Linked DNA regions of Homo sapiens: region 1 is linked to region 2. A link is a loop called in an ENCODE intact Hi-C map of the cell type or tissue named here. Cell type or tissue: Calu3. All regions are shown on one strand. Each heading gives the region's core, and the rest is flanking DNA. Links, peaks and the distances in the headings are about the cores only. Region 1 overlaps LOC105375186 (a long non-coding RNA gene). Region 2 holds the start of GPNMB (glycoprotein nmb).

Region 1 (2,912 bases), core at 326-2,825, 160 kb after region 2:
GGCTCACACCTGTAATCCCAGCACTTTAGGAGGCCGAGGCAGGTGGATCACTTGAGGCCAGGAGTTAGAGACCAGCCTAGCCAACATGGTGAAAACCCATTTCTACTAAATGTACAAAAATTAGCCAGGCGTGGTGGTGCTTGCCTGTAATCCTAGCTACTTGGGAGTCTGAAGCATGAGAATTACCTGGACTCGGGAGGCAGAGGTTGCAGTGAGCCGAGATTGTGCCACTGCACTTCAGCCTAGGCAATAGAGTGAGACTTTCTCTCTCAAAAACAAAAAAGGATAGAGAAAGCATTTTGGGATACGGATATGTTCATGATCTTGATTGTGGTGATGATTTAACGGGCGCAAAAATTATCTAATTGTACATTTTAAATATATGCAGTTTATTTTATGTCCATTATACCTCAATAAAATTGTTTTTTAAAAAACAACTATGAGGCCATGGAGGCTTTTGTACATTTGAGCAATAAATGTTATTTGAACTGCCTTAGTACTTTTAAAAGCACCTAAAGATTTAACAGATTTAAGCTGGTAACAAGCTTGGAGATATTGGGATCACTTTTTGTTTGTTTGTTTGTTTGTTTGAGACAGAGTCTTACTCTGTTGCCAGGCTGGAGTGCAGTGGCACAACATCGGCTCACTGCAACTTCCGCCTCCTGAGTTTAAACAATTCTCCTGCCTCAGCCTCCCGAGTAGCTGGGACTACAGATGGTGTGCCACCACGCCCAGCTAATTTTTGTATTTTTAGTAGAGACGGGGTTTCACCATGTTGGCCAGGCTGGTCTCGAACTCCCAACCTTGTGATTCACCTGCCTTGGGCTCCCAAAGTGCTGGGATTACAGGCTTGAGCACTGCGCTCGGCTGGGATCACTTTTTAAAAGGAGCTTTATATATATATATAAAATGACAATGGAATCCTAGGTTTTGGAAATCTTTATCAATATGACATACAAAAAAAAAAGACTTTTCAGTGTTATTATTTTTGAGACAGTGTCTCACTATGTCACCAGGAGTACAGTGCCACAATTATAGCTAACTATCTTCTGGGCTCGAGCAATCCTCCTGCCTCAGCCTCCTGAGTAGCTAGGACTAGAGGTGTGCACTGCCATGCCCAGCTAATTTTTCTTTTTTTGTTGTTTTTGTAGAGACAGGGTCTCACTATATTGCCCAGGCTGGTCTCGAACTCCTGGTCTCAAGCAATCCTCCCACCTCCTTGTTATTTTTAAAATTCTTAATGAGATTAGGCATGTTTTCATACATTTATTGACTATTTGTATTTTTTCTTCTGTGAATTGCCTGTTTATATTTTTGTTCATTTTTCTTTTGGATTTTTTTTTCTTATTGACTTGTAAGGATTTTTGGTTGAGGTAGATTTCAGACAAACTGAGTTGGAGATAATGTACATATAAAAATGTCCAGTAAGTCATTGAAGATGCAGGATGAGGTCTCCAAGGAAAATAAAACAAATGAGCAAAAGCAGATTATGAAATCAGAGCCCAAGGAAGAAACAGATCCAGTGGAGGCAAAGAAGTATTCAGAGTGACCTGGAAAAAACATGTCCTTATATGACCCTTACCAGTCACAGGTCCTTTTACTATCCAATTTAGCGTGCATGCTTGACTGCAGGAAGTCCGTCTTTTTTTTTTTTTTTTTTTTTTTTTTTTTTTTTTTTTTTTTTTTTTTTTCTGAGTTTTCCTTCCCAAGTATTTCCAAAAAGCCCCAGGGGTGCTGAAACATGTCCAGGTGTCTGTTCTTCTAGCTATTATTTTCCTCTTGGCAAACACCAAACTCAGTGCGCCCCCTTGGGGCTAAAGGGTTCCACAGAGCTACTCCCATGCTGTAACTCCAGAACCTGCTGCTCATGCACTGTTGAGTAAGACACCCAGTGACCTTCTGAAGCCCTGGTGTCAGAGGCATTTGAACCAGAGCACTGTGAGAGTATGTTTCCTTTTCTATGTCTGATTTGGCTCTATGTAAAGATAAGTTTGGTCATTTCTCTGAAGATCCAGGAAAATTCATAGATGAGTTTGAGAAATTAACTCTCACCTGTAGTTTAACTTGGCAGAATCAGCATGTTTTGTTGTTTCTGTGTTGTACAGTGGAAGAAAAACAACACCTTTTTTTTTTTTGAGGCAGAGTCTTGCTCTGTCATCAGTCTGGAGTGCAGTGGCACGATCTTGGCTCACCGCAACCTCTGCCTCCTGGATTCAAGCGATTCTCCTGCCTCAGCCTCCCGAGTAGCTGGGACTACAGGTGCGCACCACCATGCCCAGCTAATTTTTATATTTTTAGTAGAGACAAGGTTTCACCATGTTGGCCACGATGGTCTCGGTCTGTTGACCTGGTGATCTGCCTGCCTTGGCCTCCCAAAGTGCTGGGATTACAAATGTGAGCCGCCGTGCTCAGCCAAAACAACACATTTTGGGGACAGCTAGGACCCATGCAGATGAGGTATTGGCTCGTAACCCTAACCATAATATATATCAGGCAGGAGGTATAGCAGTTCCAGATCAAGATCCAGGGTGGAACTATCAAAGGTGCAGTGACGACTTGGGGAGTAGAGATAATATGGTCTCTTGTTTGTTGGAAGGGATAAAGAAATGTATGAAAAAGCCTGTTAACTATGAAAAGGTTAAGGAAGTTTCACAGGGCAAAGACGAGAATCTAGCTTTGTTTCAAGGGGGTTTAGTTGAGGCAATCAGGAAATATACTAACACTGATCCTGCCTCAAGGGAAGGACAAACCCTTTGGGAGTACACTTTATATTCCAGTTTGCCCCTGATATCCACAGGAAACTGCAAAAAGCAGCTATGGGTCCCCAAACTCCTATTGAACAGGTTTTGTGTTGTTTTTTTTTAAGACGGATTTTCACTCTTGTTGCCCAGGCTGGAGTGCAATGGCATGAG
Region 2 (2,912 bases), core at 124-2,623:
GGAAACGAAAACTCCTCGTTTTGAAGGAAATGAGGAAATGGAGCAAAGCCACTGGAGACCCAGCCCCTAGGCTGGCGGGGAGCCCGAGCCTGTCCAACCCCAAACCCGGGCAGGAAGGACAGAGGTCGGGATGGAAGGCTGCCTCCTCAACTTACCCGCTGTGTGGCTTGGGGCGAGTTCCTTGCCCACTCTGTGGCCCGTGGCCTCGTGTGGGAAGCGGGACCATCACAGTGCCGGGCTCCGCGGGCTGCTAGGAGGACGCGCGGCGCACTGCGGGCCGGGAACGTGCTGCGCGCTGACACCGGGTCAGCTCCCTGTGATGGGACTTCCTTTCCAAAAACGTAGGCGTTTTCCCGGGTCGCAGTCGCAGTCGGGAGACTGAGGGTTAGGGCGCGGCCGCGGGGTCTCCTGGGCCGGGGCGCGGCCCACGTCTCAGGCCTCTGCGGCTCTGACCAGAAGCCGCTGCGCCTTTGGCCGCTTCCCACCCGTCCCGTCCCCGCAATCCCAGGCCCAGGGTTACAGCGGCTCAGCTCTCTTCCTCTCGCGAATCTGCACACTGCTTCAGTGGTCTGGACCCTGGCTGCATAGGCAGATCCCAAGAGGAACTTTTAAAACAAGGATCCTCTGACCCCACTCCCAAAGATTCCGGTTTCATTGCGTGGGTATCAGTATTGTTAAAAATGCCCTGGCCTCTCCTGCCTGACCAGGGTAGAGAGCCTGGGCTTCAGCTCCTCTCCCAGCAAGCTCCTGCAGGTCTGTGAGGAAGCCCCGCAGGAGGAGCAATAGCTTCAGGGCTGGGGAGATTCGTAAATTTGCCTCCAGATTGGAGACCCCATTTCATGTGAGGTCTCCACCCTTTTGGATGGAAGCTGGACATAGTTTAGTTGGTGGAGTTGCTTTGTTCTGTGGCCGGAGGCTGTCCAACCCTCCCCCAACCACTGTCTGGCAAGAATGGGTTGCAATTGCAATGGAAAAGAAGCTTCACAAGAGAAGGGCAGCATAGTTTTTACTTTCCATGAGCCGAAAGCAAAGAATGGAGCTGGAGGCATTTTGCTGTAGTTTCAGCCTTCCCAACAGTTTGCAGAAGAAGAGATGAGTGAGCCAGAGATGAAAGCTTCCTGAAGAACTTCAGTCCAACCTCTAGTTCAGAGGATATTATTAGCCATCATTTCAGCCAATGGCCAGAGAATGGGTTAAACATAGAAATTAAGGGTTACTCACGTTTGGCGGCATCAAGTGGCAATCTTGCAGCCAGGAGCAGAAATCCCAGGAAATAGTAGAGACATTCCATGCTGAATTCTCACGGACGCAGGCACTCAAGGTTTAACTCTGAATTCCTCTGGGCCCGTCCACCAAGAGCAACAGTGTTCTTCTGGCATCTGTGGTGCCTCCCTCTCTATTTTAATTAAATACAGGGCCTCGGGGAGGATCATGTGATGGTATTAAGCGGCACTGCCTGATCTGGTCTCTCAAGTTCAACCTCTTACAACTCATGTGCTTATGACTCACTCCTTCTTGGCATCTATTTATTCACTTTTCAGATGCACATTATTTCAATTTTGTGATTCCACATTTACTAGATTCAAGGAGTTTTTTTCCTATAGACTCTATTTCAATATTCATTTTTTTTTTTTGAGATGGAGTCTCACACTGTCTCCCAGGCTGGAGTGCAATGGCACGATCTCAGCTCACTGCAACTTCCACCTCCCAGGTTCAAGCCATTCTCCTGCCTCAGCCTCCTGAGTAGCTGGAATTACAGGTGCCCGCCACCATGCCCGGCTAATTTTTTGTATTTTTAGTAGAGGCAGGTTTCACTATGTTGGCCAGGCTGGTCTCGATCTCCTGACCTTGTGATCTGCCCGCCTCGGCTTCCCAAAGTGCTGGGATTACAGGCATGAGCCACCGCGCCTGGCTCAATATTCTTTACCAAATAAAATTTCAATCCTCCAGCCTCACTGATTATCGACTTACTGTGGTTCCTATACTGCATCAGGCACCCAGCTCACGTTTAGAGTTCACAGTTACGCACCCTTTCCTAAGATGTAGTTGTCCACCTGCTCCTGTGCTCGTGATTGCTTGTATATTTTTTTCCTCCAAGAGGAAGCAAAGATGGGGGAGGTGTCTTATCAATCATTTGAAATTGTGGAATACATAAGTGGATGATAACATGAATGTTGTGCCAGGATGTGCTGGAAACAGCTGCCCAGGCCTCTGGTAGCTGAGAAATTTACTCAAAAGCACATTTAGAATATCTGTGCAATTCCATATAACTTTTGTAATAACCTGCATAATTTTTGGTAACTGCTCTCAAAGCATTTATGTGTTGCATTACTCAGAGCCAATTGCATAAAACGTTCTGTGTATTTTTTCATATTATAGAAAGCAGGCATTAAATGTACAAACAAGTGTGTCTGTAAGATAAATTTATACAGTCAAATCATTCCTGGTTACAGAGTATGCAGAAAATGTGGCAACATGAAAACTTTACCATATGTGACCTTTCTCAAACTCACATTCACATGGCCATTTTCAGTGCAGTAGAAACCTTGGTTGCAGGTGAGGGTAAAACTTGGGGTATTGATTTATGGTTCAGTGTGTCAAGGAGGAATGGAAATAGCCTATGAAACTAAAATCCATACAGCAGGAGTGGCTGACTTCCATCCCTAAGGCGGCAAACAACTCTGTAGAGTGCCTTTTACAGCCTTTGCAGCAAATATGAAGGGGAAAACAACGAAAGGAACACATTATTCATGACTGAAACAATTTTCAAATATTGATGAATAAAGGAATAATGGAAATACTTATTAGTTTCATGTAATGTAAAGCGAATAATGTATATAGTTATTTGCTTTTTAAATTACTTAAAAACTTTTTTTTTTTTTTTTTTTAGAGACAGGCTCTCACTCTGTTGC

The links. Peaks named below come from ENCODE experiments on the same cell type or tissue, not always from the same donor. Only the 100,000 strongest peaks of a DNase experiment are listed, where the experiment ranks them.
Region 1: a loop joins it to region 2, with 2.6 times the contacts of the local background. A loop is called at or near these places in 3 of 110 quality-filtered maps.

Annotation. Positions count from the first base shown.
Region 1 is chr7:23,085,107-23,088,018 of GRCh38, reverse strand. The region is part of intron 1 of LOC105375186 (a long non-coding RNA gene); the gene reads left to right. Among named protein-coding and RNA genes, the nearest start is that of KLHL7-DT, 19 kb to the left of the region's middle. In Calu3, for the core only: CTCF peaks have their summits at 1,613 and 1,819 (motif pointing left); a DNase peak (open chromatin) is centred at 1,818.
Region 2 is chr7:23,245,237-23,248,148 of GRCh38, reverse strand. GPNMB (glycoprotein nmb) reads right to left here and starts at 1,374. Exons shown (of 11, transcript NM_002510.3): 1 at 1,222-1,374. The coding sequence starts at 1,291. In Calu3, for the core only: no CTCF peak of the experiment used is centred there; a DNase peak (open chromatin) is centred at 1,428.